2 separate regions of the Mus musculus genome follow, and region 2 is linked to region 1. The links are chromatin contacts, found by Hi-C or POLR2A ChIA-PET in ENCODE. All regions are on one chromosome and are shown on one strand. The core of a region is the stretch at or near the end of the contact, and the rest is flanking DNA. Distances in the headings are between cores, read along the strand shown. Region 1 holds the start of Ago1 (argonaute RISC catalytic subunit 1). Region 2 holds the start of Thrap3 (thyroid hormone receptor associated protein 3).

Region 1 (7,525 bases), core at 3,661-6,160:
GGTTGACTCTGCGAGGACACTTATCCGGCTTGATGTCCACCTCGTAATGGTAAACGTCAATCTTAGGAATGTCCACCTCAAAGTAATTGGCCAGAAGCTTGATTGGTTTGCCCACAGTGCCAATGCCAGGCCGGCGGGGTGCCTGAAACACCTGCTGCAGGGGAGGCAGGTAGGCACCTGCCGCTGTGAAGACAAAGACGCCACTGAGGACAGAGTCTGGCAGTCTCCTACCGTGGTCAGACATGGCCCCTCAGACCAAGACCACTGGTCTCTTTCCAGTTTTCCTAACCCGGCAGGGGGCTTCCACTAGCTCAGACACTCACAGGCTCACTGGTTTTTCTGGTGGCTTATTTCTCTTTTATTTTTGTTTTAAACCTTTCTTCATTTAGGAAAATGTGTATCTGAAACCTCATCGAGTAAATGTGTAACGAGTTCCTATTGCATCAAGAAAAGTAGTTAAGTCTGTTTCCTAGTTTTACAAAACCTTTTCTTCCTTCTACACTAGACTGAGATAACTGTCTCTACCGGGCATCTGGCAGATGGAGAAGGTCCTATTCTGTGCTATGAGAGGCTTACTTCACTCATTACCATCCAGAGCACAAAATGGCACAGAACTTTGTGATTACACCCTCTGTTAATGTGGACAGGAGAATGACCCTAAGTAATCCAGGCTGGGAAGGGCAAGGCCGGTGCCTGAGAGAGGATTGAGACATGCAGTGGCTGGCTCTGGAGAGACATAAAGAAGAGAAGGGTTGAAGGACAGCATCTGCAGACTAAGAGGAGACTGCCAGGGTGGGAGAGAAGGTCGGATCTGGAGGACACAAGAGAAAACAGACAGGAAGGGGGTGGGGGAAAGGGTGCAGATAAGGCAAGGTAAGTTGGATTGGGGTACAGGGAAAAAACTATCAAGATGTAGAATGAAGAAACAGAAGGAAAGAAAAGCTCACATGAGGAAGAAAGCTGGAGGTTCTGGAAGGAGGAAGAGCAGTAAGAGGGGAGGCAGCAGGTCAGAAGGGGAATAAACAGCACTTTCCATTCTCCACAAATCTTTCCACACAGAGGGTCCAGACAGCAGAAAGGATCGATTCAGAACAGAAGGGGCCCTTGGGAAAGGCTAGCATAGGCCAGCTTTTCTCTCTCTCTCTCTCTCTCTCTCTCTCTCTCTCTCTCTCTCTCTCTCTGTGTGTGTGTGTGTGTGTGTGTGTGTGTGTGTGTGTGTGTTGACTAAGTGGGGCCTTTGTCCTCAGCTACTATTGTTCTTGCCTGCAGAAGACTAGCCCAGGTGGAAGAGGGATAAACTCAGAACCTCCCTTTACCAGAGCTCTGCTTTCATGGAAAGGACTGGGGGATGGGGCAGGGGTGGGAGGATACGGAGCATATCTTAGGGAGGGGGGTCAGGAAGAGCACCATTTTGTGGGAGGTGCACACTTTCCAAAGCTGAAGGACTTGACTCCCTCTAACCACCTGTCAAATCAGCCCCAGCCCCTTTCCACAGAGGAGCATGCAAGTCCAGCCCAAAGAACTCAGCGGCAAAGGAACTAAACTAGTCACACCTATCCCAGAAAGAGCTGAGCGGACACTGCGCACAAGCCCACTAACAAACACCCCTCTCACATCCTAGCTCTTTAAAGTTTACTGTTGCACATACACTCACCATCCTCAGCTCAGTGTTTCAAAAAGAGGACCATACTTGACCTAGTCACAGCTCAAGCTAATGCCGGGCACAAAGACAGGTACTTAGTATACCCATATGAAATGAATGACCAAGTCTACCCATAGGCACACCACAAGAGTACACAACTACACAACCACACTCGCAACGGTCCCGAACGAACAATCATAAACTCTGCATTGGAGAAGCACTTGCCCCCTTTCGGATAGATCTTTCCCTTTCCCAAGTTCTAGGATCCCATTCACCTTTTGCCTCCTAAACTGAAAAAAATCAGTTGAAATTCTGGGAGAAAGACATCCCTCTAGAACCAAGGGCAAAGCAGAAATTATAGGGTGTGAGTTGAGACAGACACTCCCCTCAGGGCGCTCTCCACCCCAGAAATGGACAGTACACCAGTGCCAGCCCAAGAGCACTCTCCTGTCCAGGATTCAGGGAAAACGGAGAACACATCTCCACTTCATCCCCAAACTAGGAAAGAAGGCATGAGGAAACAACTACCTCTCTGCCATTCTGTCCCCAGGAAAGCTGCACAGCTGTACAGTCTCTACTCCCCAACCTCGCCCTGCCCCCAGCTTTTAGTCTGAGAAAGGAAGACACTTCCCCTCAGACCCAGACAGGGACAGACGGCCACTTTGTGATGCAGATGAGGGCCCCAGCACAGAGGACAAAGCTCCAGCCTAGGGGGAAAGGGGCGGGGCCCTTCCCTGCAGACAAAAGCAAGAAGGGAGGGGCCCTGAAAATGACACTCCCCCTCCCCCATCCCCTACAAGCACTGAGAAGGAAAAGTAACCGAGCTCAAGGCCCAGGCTCAGGATTCCTCCCCAGCGACTCAGGGGCTCACACATCTTCTAAAGAAGCCAGCCGACTACTCAGAGGGCGTGTACCCTCGGTCAATCAGGTGGTGGGCAAGCAAGGACTGAGGCCGATCTCTCGAAAAATATCTGTCCACAAACATTAACCACCCACATGCATAGACACAAATTACAGAATAGGCACATGAGTTTAACCATATGCTCACACTTGAATGATCTGAGTCAATTAATAAACATGCTCTCTGTGTCAGGCCCTCCAGACGCCAAGCAACTGCTGCACTGTCACACAGATAAGTCGGACAGCACCTCTACCCTCAAGGCACTCTCAGGCCAGGCCATGCCCGAACACACCAGTTCACTGAAGGCACATCTGGACGTGAGCAACAGTGTTTTGAGTCTTCTCAGAATACTCCAGCACCTTCCAAAAGAACAGCAGTCCAGCCCCAGAAGGAAACAGCTATGGGGTCCCTCCATCAGAGTTCCCAGCCTGAATTTTAATTCCGTCTTTTGATGACGCCACTAGCATTTTCCCAATGATCCAGCTGACTCCAGTTCTCCAGCCCTTCACCTGGCAGCTTCCTTCTGTCCTGTAACAAACAAGCCCCCTTTCTTCATCACCCCAGAACCCATCAGACACTCGTCAGGATAAAACCATTAGCAATTCAGGACATAAGCTTTCGTCAGTCTGTCTGGACGTGGGTCCTACTCTATAGTCCCCGGGTTTGTTGGTAGTAGTTTCCAACCTAGAAAATAAGGATTTACACTCTACCTAACAAGGCTATCTGTGTTTGGGAAAATACAATCAGTACACATTACAGATCAGTTCCTCCTTGTGTGTGTGTGTGTGTGTATCCTCTAAATAGGAAAAGTAAGTTAGAGCTATTATCAGGTCAATGCTGCCCCACCCCCAACATCTTGCTTCTTTTTTCTTCTCTCTCTCCCTCTTCTCTCCCCTCTTTGGTTTTCTTTTTGTTGTTGTTGTTTTTGTTTGTTTGTTTGTTTGTTTTTTGGAGACACTGTCCTGGGACTCGCTCTGTAGACAAGGCTGACCTTGAATTCATTCATCTGCCTGCCTCTGCCTCCCCAGCGCTGGGATTAAAGGCGTGCGCCACCAGTGTGTCTGCCTAACAACTTGTTTCTATCAGGCAGACAAGCTTGGCAGCTTTGAGTCTAATGACATGCTCCTGACGTGGGAAAAGATCCACTAGGAAACAGGAGGCACAGGTATATAGAGAGATTATATTGTGATATAGAGTCAATTCATGGAAAAGGAGGGCACTATCTTCAGATTAAAAGCTCCCATCTCTTCTCAGGAGTGGTCTAGAAACTTGAAAAACATGTGGGCCTAGTTTCTCAGTGACCAACACTTTCCTAAGGCCTATCTTCTGAGAGAAGTAGCTCATAAAGCAAGGCTTTGGTCCCCGTCCATCCTCATGCAGCAGAAAATGCACTCTGGCAGTTGACCTCGACCCTTTCTTTGACAAACTGCTACTCCGGGGTTTAAGGACCAAGTGTCAGAGACCGCCCCCCACCCTTCCCCCAAGACAGAAGGCAATTCCCATTTGTACTACGCAAACAGAATCTGCGAGACTGCACACTCCTCCTAAACCCAGGGGCACAGGAGGGATACTCCAACAGCCACGCCCCCACCACATAGGGCAGCCCTTCAGGCTGGTACCTCCGCGCATGCTCCCGCGCCACCACTCAAGTCCCCAATCTAAGGGGGGAAATCCCTGGTCTAAATCCCCACCCACCGCCCCCTGACCCTCACCCCCGCTTCAGGCCCAGCTGGGCGGAGCTCAGAGGCCAGCCCCGGCGCCTACTCCCCAGAGACATTAGCTTAGCCCAGCCCAGCACGGCCGAGCCCCCGCCCCCCGACAGGCGGTAGTTCCAGGCCCATCTGTGTCGCCCCCCTCCTCTCCAGGACACCTGGAGCCCGCCCCCCTGCCACCTGCCGGGCCTCCCCATAGGCCTCCCCAGACCTCACGGAAGGACACCGTGCATTCAGGCCCTTCTCCCAGGTTACTTCTCACCCTCGGGACAGTATACTGCTTCCTAGGACAAACAGCCCGGGTCTCAGATCTTCACATGGTTCTCAGCCGGAACTGCATACAACCCCCTTCAAAATGGGCCCCCCATCCCCTGAGAGCCCCTCTCCTCACTCTGCAACCATGCTCTATGCCGCGAGAGCCTATAGGGCTTTGGAATACACACTGCTCCCAGTCCCCGAGGGCCCTTACCTGCTCCCGAGGGTCCCGCTTCCATCCCATATACCCGTGCGGAGGACAGGCGGCCGGGAGACTGAGGAGTCCAGCGTGAGGGGCCTAGGTACCTCGCACTTGCACTGCTCGGGCTCCCGGGCCGGGCTCGGCTCCCCCCCGAAGCCCGGCCGCTCGCGCTGTCGCCCCCGCAGCCTCCGTTGCCGCCGCCGCGGAGCCTGCAGCAGCTCCCCCTGCTAGCGCCCGAGTAGCTGCCAGTGCGCAGGCGCGACCGATGGGCCCATGGGGCGGACGGGAACGAGTCAAGCGGGGCGCTCGACGGCAACAAAGGCCAATGGAGAGGGGCGGGGGCGCGGGGACCGTGCAGCGGCCTCTGGCGGCCACTCGTAGCCGTGCAGCCTGGCGGGAGGGCTCCAGTGGCGGAGCCGCGCAGTGGCGTAAGAGGGGAGGGGCTGGGCGACACCCCTTCCCCGGCTGCAGCCTGGGGCCCTGTCTTTTCCCTAAACAGATCTCTGGAAACCTATCCACAGCCCCGCTATCAACACAGAGCCTGGCTCCCACCCATTCCCCGACCCTCTCCCCCTCCAACACCCAATCACTCAAAGGCCCTGCCTCCCACCTCTCCCAATCACCCTCACCCTTAAGTCTTGACTGCCTCTGCTAAGTCAGTCTTTCTGTGTCCCTAGTCGCTGATCTCATTAATGCCACCCACCCTTCCAGGCTGCGTGCCTGGCGCTGAGACCACAAATGTGTTAGAAACCTTGCCTATTCTGGCCGGTGTAACAGTTTTGACACTGACAGAGCTCTCTATCTGCAGGAAGCACCTGCCTCCACTTTTTCGTCTGCAGAACGTTTGCTCCTACCAAATCTCTTAATGACGTTTTGTGTCAAACCCCAAAGGCTAATTTCCTATTATTTCCCTGCAGCATCTGAAACTATATCTCTTCTTAAAAATTAAAAAAAAAAAAGACTTTCCTTGGCTTTCACATTTTCTTAAGTCTCCTAATGTCTGTCCTGAAGAGCTTTCTTCAGTGGCTCCTCTTGTTTTGTTCACTGTAGTGACCTGAATTTTATATTCTACTCTCCCCTTGCCTCTTCACAGCTTCATCCACTTTTAATGCCCAAATATCTATACGTTACCATGTTGCAGCTTCATATTTCCTACTGTCTGCTGGACAGCTCCAGCTGGATCTAACAATTCAAACTTAAGTCCAAACCTAACCCTTTCTTTTTCCCCTACAAAATACATATATTTGTCCTGTCTCAGTGAACTGCATCTCCATGCCAAAAATATCAGCTCCTGTCTCCCTTGTCTATTTGCTATATTCAACTGTGTCTTGACATGCTTACCTTATGAAGTGCTCTCAAAGCATTCCCTGTCATTCTCATAGTCTCTAGTGTGGGTACCCTTTTCTTACCTTGCCAGAAGCACCACAGCTAATTCCTTGATCGTCTCACATAACCTTCTCATTTGGTCTGCTGCACTGATGGGGTAATTACAGAGAGACCCAGCTCAAACGTAACTTACACACACACACACACACACACACACACACAAACGCACGCACACACACACACACACACACATTTTTTTGAGACAGGGTCTCACTATGTGCTCTTGGCTGGCCTGAGACTTGTTATATAGATCAGGTTAGCCTTCAAATCACAGTATTCAGTTTCTTCTGCCTCCCAGGTGCTGGAATGAAAGCTGGCCACCACCACTCCCAGCTTCTATGTATTTTCAATGTTCACCTTACATCAGATGCTATACAAAGGAGAAGGAGTTTAGGAGATGGATGATGTTCACACCTTACTAGTGAGATGAACTTAAAGACATTCATTTTAGTATGCCTAGCTTCCTTTCAGCTTGTGAGTTGCCTTCGGAGTGAGTCATAGGCCTTATGCTGAGTAAAAGGATGTATGTCTCAGGTGGGTGGGGTAGCGCAGGCCTTTATCCCAGCACTGATAAGGCAGAGGCAGGCAGAACTCTGTGAGTTCAAGGCCAGTCTGGTCTACTTAGTGTGAGTTCTGGGACATCCAAGACTACAGAGTGAGACCCTATCTCAAACAAACAAACAAACAAACAAACAAGCAAACAAACCTCTCTCTCTCTCTCTCTCTCTCTCTCTCTCTCTCTCTCTCTGTGTGTGTGTGTGTGTGTGTGTGTGTGTGTGTGTGTGTGTAATAACTTTTCAGATGATGCAGATATGGCTAAGCTGGGGGCCACACTAAGGACTAGTGCTCTCCAGGGACTAAGAAGAAAGCTCTAGAGCTGGCTTGTCTTGGCTTCAATCCTTAGCCTGCCACTCACTAATTATGCAACATTAGACAAACCATTTTGCTTTTCTGTTTCTCACTTTCCTCTTGTGTAAAATGGTGGTGCTGTAGTAGCTACATCATTGGCTGTTTTGAACATTACAAGAATTAATAAAACTTCAGAACAGAGCCCAAAGGGATGGGACCACAGGAGCAGCTGCTATCAGTCACTATCTGCCTCCCACACAATAAGTTCCTAAAAGATGGATCATATCAGATACATTTCTGCCTCATTCGCTGTTAAGCAAATATGTGCCTATGATAATTAGTAAATTTGGATTTAGCTGAATTAAATAGAGCATAGAGAAAACAAAAAACAACGTTTAGAAATAGCAAGACATTTGGCCTGAGTTAAGACCTTTGCCTGGGTTAAGTGAGTGGGAAGGAAAGCATTCCCCAAAAGCCTGAGTCTCCCTCTGAGTCTCCTTCTGTTAAGACTCAGCCTTATGTTTATTTTAAGGAAAGGAACTGATCACTCCTTTGACTGACCTCCAAAGGGTACAGTG
Region 2 (7,525 bases), core at 1,773-4,272, 270 kb before region 1:
GCCAGGCAGTACTTCAACTGGTAATCGTACTGGCCTTGGCTTCCTGCACTGTATTCACGGGCCTCAACACATGCTGGGAATACGTAGGCTACCAGGCACTACTGAACCATTCACCCACTCACAGTCACATCAGTCAGTTCACTGACCCTGATAAGTATGAAGCAATCCACCAAAATCTAGTATTTGACCGATAGCATAATTACATTTCCTTCAATTCAGGATCTCATAATTCTCCAAAGAAGCAAGGTAGCATTTTAAAAATCTGTCCAATATAAACTATATAAAAGCATGGTGACTGATGTCTTGGAGATAGCATTAGGACAGACTAGTCTCAGAGATCCTGTCTCAAGGGGGGAGAGGGAGACGACTAAAATAAACTTAAGTTTGTGCTCCTCAGGCAGCCTAATACCTCTTCTGTGCAAATCTTGGACACACTCCAAGAGTTTTTTCCAAAAAATAACCAATACAAAGCAGGTCACTTTTCATTTTCTATAGTTTTGGATTTTTGAAGGGAGGATCTTTACACAGGCCCAGCTGCCTAGACCAGGCTGACCTTGAACTCAGAGATCCACCTGTTTCTGTCTCTCAAGTCCTGGGTAGAGCACACAGGTCTATCTGGCCCAGCTCACCATAGTTTTTCTTTCTTACTTTTGCACTAAGGAAAACCAGTATTCTAAAAAGCTCTCTATCACTGAACTACACCCCAAGAATGTGACCCATAATCTCACTAAACAATCCAAACTCCAAAGTAACCACACTTGGTAGCAAAGATACATGCTGCATACTGGAGCACTAACAATTACTAGCACCCCTTTCTAACAGGGCTGTATTTAGTCTGCAGACTAAAATACCAATCCTACTAAGTGTGACTGTTCACCTCAGCAATCACCAACACTCAAGAGACAGAGGCAGGAGAGGCCCTACCTAGAGACTAAATCAATCTCTAAAACTAGAGATCCTACATGGGTACTAAAAGAACTGAAAAACAAATGATATTTGTATTAAGTGTGTTCTGTGTGTGTCTCTCTGTCTCTGTATCTGTCTGTGCCTCTCTCTCTCCCCTCCTCCCACCACCCCACTCCTGAGACAAGTTCTCACTATGTAGTTCTAGCTGGCCTGGAACTCAGAAACCTGCCTACCATTGCCTCGGAGTGTTATGATTAAAGACAAGAACCACCACACCCAGCCATCCAGACATGTAGTAACCTTCAACCAGTTCTTTTTACAAAATGTAATCAAACCAGAGTGGTGGGCTCACCTTTGCGAGGCAGTGGGAGGCTGGAATCTTGGGTCAACCAGAGATACACAGTAAGACCCTGTCTTCAAAAAACAAAACAACACACACAAAAACAAGTTGGGTGTAGGGGCAAAAGCCGCTCTAAGGTAGAGGTAGGAGGCTCAAGAGTTCAAGGCCAGTATCAGCTACATACAGAGTTCAGAGGCCAGCCTGGACCTTGTCTTAGGCAAAACAAAAATTAAAAAAAAAAAAAAAAAAAAAAGCAATCATGCCAAAATAGCTGCATTTGCGCAGGGGCCATTGCTAATCTTCTCTGTATCGTTCCAATTTTAGTATGTGTGCTGCCAAAGCAAGCTCGCTGCATTACTTTTTGATTCACTAAGTACTAATATTAATTCAAGATACACATCTGCAAATTAACTAAAAACTACAAAGACCAACTTTTCTCCACAAGTTTCAAGGCACCAGCCGTCTTTAACATTTATACAGAATAATATATACACCTAAGCTGTCTAAATAATAGGATTGACTACACACGGACAGTATTTCCACAAACAAAACTAGGAAAGATCTGAAAAAAGACAGTTGGATACATGCCTTTCGACTTAGGACCCACAATCGAAAACTCCCATACCCGGTAACAAGGGGTTAACCGTCAGTGAATTTCGTTGAATATTTACACTAAAGGTAGCCAGGGTTGTGCACTGCCATTTTAGAAAAAGAAAAAAAAAAACAAAAAAACTTAAGTACGTTAAAGTAAAAACTGAAATTTAAACGCAAAAGCTGATAAAGCCGTCTTTCTTGGCTCTGTCCTATAACGTCCTTGCCATATTGTTTCTATCCAATTAGCAAGCTCCTCGTTAACATAGGACTCTCACCGATGGCTTCCAACTTCTGGGCCACCAATGTTGCCGCCAACTACCGCCGCCACGCTCCACCCATTAAGAATCACAAGAGCAAAGAAAATAAGAGAAAAGTTGTTTAAGTGTGGGACACAACTGCTTCTCACCAGCAGGGCACACGCCAATCACCGAAGGAACGCAAGTCGGCCTCACTTGCAACCAAAGGAAGAAAGTGGGAACTATTTTTCCGATAGGAAATAAACTTGGAATAGGCCTCTTTTGGCCAAGAGAGGAAGAAAACAAAACAAAAGAACAAACAAGTTTAAAAAAAAAACAAACACAGAAGAAGTACTAACATTTAGTGTGCTAGCAGCCACATGGGCCCTAGAAGACAGAACCAGGCCAATGGAGACTGGTGGGGGAAGGGCGTGCAAGAGTTCCCGGAAAAAAAAAATTCAAATAACGAGGTTCGTAAAACAGGATTTGGGGGGCGGGGGGGAGATGGAGTTGGTGGAAGCCGTCGTTCCCGCACAGTGCACAGAAGTGTGCAAGCTGTTTCAGAGAGAAGGCGGCCGGAGCCCGGAGAACTAGGCCGGAGCGGAGGGAAGCGGAGAAGGGCGGGGAGGGGGAGGAGCCGATGGAGCAGGGCCCGCTCGGAGCAGGCCCGGGCCGAGCGTGGAGGAAGCCGCCGCACGCTAGGCCTAACCCTCGCCGGGGCCCAGCCGGCGCCCAGAAAAGAGGAAAACCCCAACACACAGAGATTAGCTGAGCTGTCCTCACTCCCATCAACTGCGTCCACTCACCTTGACCGGCCGGAGCGACTACAGCTGCAATCTCGCAACGGCACAACCGGCCCGAAGCTCGCCCCCGCCCGCTAGCGCGCCCCGCGTCCCCGCTCTCCGACGACGGCGGCTACCGCCTCGCTCCGCTACCTCCTGGGAAATGTAGTCCTAGGTTTCTCTCTCCTGACTCACCGGACGTCCTCTCGAACTCTATTTCCCACAAGGCAGAGCGAGCGTTGGGCCCGCCGCTTTGCGTCACGCGCCCGAAGATCGGCGGTCACGTGGGCGACTGCGTTGCGCCTCCGTTCCCCCCTCCCCCCGCTCCCGCCTGGGTGGCCTGAGGAAGAGGGAGGGAGGTGGACGGAAGGGGCCCGGGCGTTGCTGACGCCACTGCCCCCACCATTTTGGAGAGGCCTCTCCGGGGGACTGAGGGAGGGCCCGAGCCCCACCCACTCGTCTTCTGCTTACGTCCCCGGAAAGTCTCTAGTTTGGTGGCCATCAGGCCTCTTGGCATTCGTTCTGTGCCTTACCCTTCCCCTGCTTTCTGACCTTGAACAGATCGTTGTATAAAGTGAGGCTCATAATTTGTACCTCACAGAGTTGTTGGGAGGTCCCCGACAAAGGAAGGCACTTGATCACCCGGAACCCAGAAAACGCAACGCAAAATGGAGAAGAGTTGTTTTGATAGTGTGATCTCAGGGGACCCAGAAGTCCGTTGGATCTCGGTCTCTCCTACAGCCACCTCCTGTCCCATTTAATGGCAATAAGAGCCCAAAGAGGTTTTTAGTTTGGGGATTTTTTTCATGGGGAGCGGGGATTCTAGACAGGGTTCTCGGTATACTGAAATACTCTAGGTAGAGCAGGCTGGCCTCAAACTTGGCCCAGAGAAGTTTTTTAAGAACATGGGCCCAGGAAGTATATTAGTACCTGTGGAACCACAAATGTCCTGGAAAGTGAAACCCTGGGATTTGTGTTTTCTCCTTGGTTTTTGTTTTTTGTTTTTTTTTGTTTTTTGTTAACTTTAATTTTTAGAACAGAATCTCCCGTTGTATGCCAAGCTGTCCTGGAAATCACCGGGTAGCACAGGCCGTCCCCTAAACTCAAGGCAGCCTTTTCGTCTCAGCCTCATTCATGACTGCTGAGCTTACAGATGTTAAGTCACTACGAGGCTGTTTCTCACATGGTCACTAAGGTTTTTTAGAGCAGTTTGGTTTTCTCTGCACTTGCTTGCCTTAGTGAATCCTGCACATGTAAGCGTTCAAACGTCACCTTTTCTGTCATGCATTTACGAGCTACTGTACTGCTGTAGCTATTGAAACTGTTCCTGTTCAGATGGAAGGAAGGGTATCCAGGGATTCGGAAGGCCCAGGAACCGCTACGCTCTGAGAGGAAGCCTCTTCAGCAGAGGCATTGCAGCTCGGGAGCCTCAGCCCTGATCTTTCTTCTCTTCTTCTCTTCATGGCTTCTTTTCTTCTTAGCTTCTTCCAATGAGAAAGCCATACCAGGCAGCAAATCTCATAAAGCAGATTTATTGGGAGGGTTTGGGGTACAGAACAAAGACTCGAAGAGTAGTGGCTGTTTCTGCTCCTGGCAAGTGAACGAAGGACAGGGGTTATATATATAGGATTTATTCGGAGGCGGGGCTTTTCAGGGCATGCAGAGATTTCCGGAGTAAGGATTGGTGGGATCTCAAGTCCTGAACTTGGGGAGCTCAGGGATTGGTGGCTTTCCCCCACCCTCTTTCCTGTATTGAGCCCATGGATTAGAACAGGAAGACCTTCCCAGCTGCAGGCGGCTTTGACCTGACGGACACTGGAGACTTGATGCCCCAGCTGTGGTGGTACTTCGTGATGGCTGAGGTGGGAAAGCAGTTGCCGCCATTTAGACAGTTCCTTAGGTGTGCTGCCCAGGGACTACACCTATAATTACTAAAGCACCTGTTTTGTCACCAGCAGACTGTGAGCTCTTTGAGAACAGATGTTAGGGTCGGTCTGGTTTGGTATTAAATGCTAAATTCTGTACCCCAAGATCTGGTTGTCCCAAGACGAGCCAGTTCTCATGTGCATCAGCTTTTGTCATGCATACCAACACCAACAGCAGCACCAGAGCAGCCCCAGCAGGGATGATGAGTGTTGATGAATTTCTCCACATACCAGGCCAAAGCAGACAAAACACACATCGATCGGTAAACTTTTCTCACGAGAGAAAAGTCGCCAAGCTCAACTCAATCTGTAAGCTCTCTGGCCTCAGTAGTATTCTACGTAATTCATACTTCCCCACTTGTGAAGCATTTCCTGTGAGCTGCATACTCTGTAATTCCTCTTGAGACGTTCGGTTTCGATTTAAACTTCAGTTTGCAGGTTTTCTGGATGTCTACTACATGCCATGCCTAGTGCAAAATACTGCAAACACACTGATAAGCTAGACGAGTACCATCTGCCTCTTCACTGGCCCAGAAACTGTCGCAGGGGTCTGGTCCTCACCCTCTCTTCTCATCCAGTCTCGTCAAGTCCCCTACTCTCCTCCACTGATCCCCTGTGTTCACAGCGCCTTTACATCCATTGATGTGATTAGCTGCTTAACTCTCATTTCTAAATGTCTGGGAGCTACCATGCTTCCTGACTTCCCACAGGAGTGTCAAGCTTAGCCTGTCTATAACTAAATTTTCCTTCCCTTCTCTAGAGCACTTTCTAATTAATTTGATGTGATGTGTGTGTCTCCATCCTATGGTTGGTTGACTGATTGTTTTTTGTTTGCTTGGTTGTTTGGTTGGTTGGTTGAATAGTTTGGGTTTTTCAAGACAGGGTTTCTCAGGTAGCCCTGGTGTCCTGGAACTCACTCTGTAGCCCAGGCTGGCCTCAGACTTAGCTATCCACCTGCCTCTACCTCACAAGTTCTTACCATACCCGGCCCTGAGCATCCTTTACTAGACTTTGAGCTCATCTCAGAGAACAATTTATCACTCCTTTTAAACAGACATTTATTTACAGATGCACTGATGCCACAGCACACACTGGAGGTCAGAGAACAACCTGCCAGAGTCAGAGTCATGTGTCTCTTTCTGTCCTGGGGTTCCAGGGATCAAACTCAGGTCACCAAGCTTGGCAGCAAGCACCTTTACTCATTAAGCCATCTCACAGCTCCTATTCCTCTTTTCCAAAATTTTAAAATCCTGTTTACTTTGTGTGTGTGGGTATTTTGCCTCCTCCATATCTGTCTGTCTGTGAGCCATGGGCATGCAGCACCTGAGGATGCTGGAGAGGCAGTGGGATCCCCTGGTCTGGGAGTTGAAGCTGGGTTCTCTGGAAGTATAGCCAGTGATCTTAACCACTGAGCTATCTCGCCAGCCCCACCTCTCTTTTAAAGGCAGGGTCTCAAGGATAGGGATGTAACTCAATTGGTACAGAGCCTATCATACATAAAGCTGATTTCAATCTCTAGTACCTAAGAATCCTGAGTGTGGCTGTTCATACTCTGGAGGTAGATATAGTGACAATTTTGGAATATTTTGGTCTCCTTAAAAACACAGAAATAAGCTGGGCAGTGGTGGTGCACTCCTATAATCCCAGCACTTGGGAGGCAGAGGCAGGTGGATTTCTGAGTTCCAGGACAGCCTGGTCTAAAAAGTGAGTTCCAGGACAGCCAGGACTACACAGAACTACACAGAGAAACCCTGTCTTGAAAAACTAAAAACTAAATAAATAAATTATAAGAACGTGGGTTTTTTAATCCCAGGTGTGGAGATCTGGGGCCACTTTGACCTGTCTGCAGCAGCTGACCCCGATTTGCCTCATTCTCTATTCTCTAGTGGAAGCATGGTTTCGCAAGCTGCAGATAATTTCTGCAAATATTTGTTGTTTGGAATTCTGGGAACTTTTCAGAGGATATATATAAATCCTACCCTGGTAGTCGGGCTCGGTGGTTGCTGGTCGTTTAGGTCATTGGTTGCAATTTGTTAGTAGCCATGGTCAAAGAAGAAACAAAAAGAAAGAAATTAGATTCAGCCATTCCTCTAAATCCTCTCTCCCTCATCCTTGTTTCTCTTTTATCTATGATAGGGGATGAAACTGGGGCAGGGGGTAAAAGCTGAGGCAGTAAAAGAACCCACAAAGTAGAAGAACCAGCTACAGGCAGAGTTAGAGGCAGGAAAACCAGAAGAAAGTCAAGGTCAACCCGTCACAAGGTCAAGGTCATCCTGGAGTCACAAGAGACCCTATCGCAAAATAAAAAAATAAAATAAAATGAAAAGTTTTCCCATGTAGTCTAGGCTGAGCTGTATCTCAGAATTCACCTGAATGCTGGGATTACAGGGTTGCACTGGGGCATCCAATTCTATTAATTTCTTCAACAAGTATCATATCATAGGGTTTCTATTGCTGTAATAAAACGCCATGACCAGCTGGGCAGTGGTGGCGCATGCCTTTAATCCCAGCACTTGGGAGGCAGAGGCAGGGGGACTTCTGAGTTCGAGGCCAGCCTGGTCTACAGAGTGAGTTCCAGGACAGCCAGGGCTACACAAAGAAACCCTGTCTTGAAAAACAAAAAACAAAACAACCCCACCCCACGCCATAACCAAAACAACCTAAGGAGGAAAGGGTTTCTTTCATCTTACCACCTTACACCTCCTGTCACACTCTTATCAGTGAGGGAAGTCAGCATAGGGC

The links. Hi-C counts contacts between places; a loop is a spot of excess contacts on that map. ChIA-PET counts read pairs that join two places held with the same protein, here RNA polymerase II (POLR2A).
Region 2: POLR2A ChIA-PET joins it to region 1 with 15 read pairs in embryonic stem cell. The contact joins the promoter of Thrap3 here to the promoter of Ago1 in region 1. A Hi-C loop is called at or near these places in 1 of 37 maps with a recorded cell type or tissue (T-helper 1 cell). POLR2A ChIA-PET finds 5 or more read pairs at or near these places in 2 of 5 experiments (both embryonic stem cell).

The regions. Positions count from the first base shown.
Region 1 is chr4:126,463,673-126,471,197 of GRCm38, forward strand. Ago1 (argonaute RISC catalytic subunit 1) reads right to left here and starts at 4,911. Exons shown (of 19, transcript NM_153403.3): 1 at 4,725-4,911; 2 at 1-183. The coding sequence starts at 4,749.
Region 2 is chr4:126,199,688-126,207,212 of GRCm38, forward strand. It overlaps Thrap3 (thyroid hormone receptor associated protein 3), which reads right to left and starts at 3,023. Exons shown (of 12, transcript NM_001356455.1): 1 at 2,883-3,023. Gm25323 (a small nuclear RNA gene) reads right to left here and starts at 1,590; the gene lies at 1,488-1,590.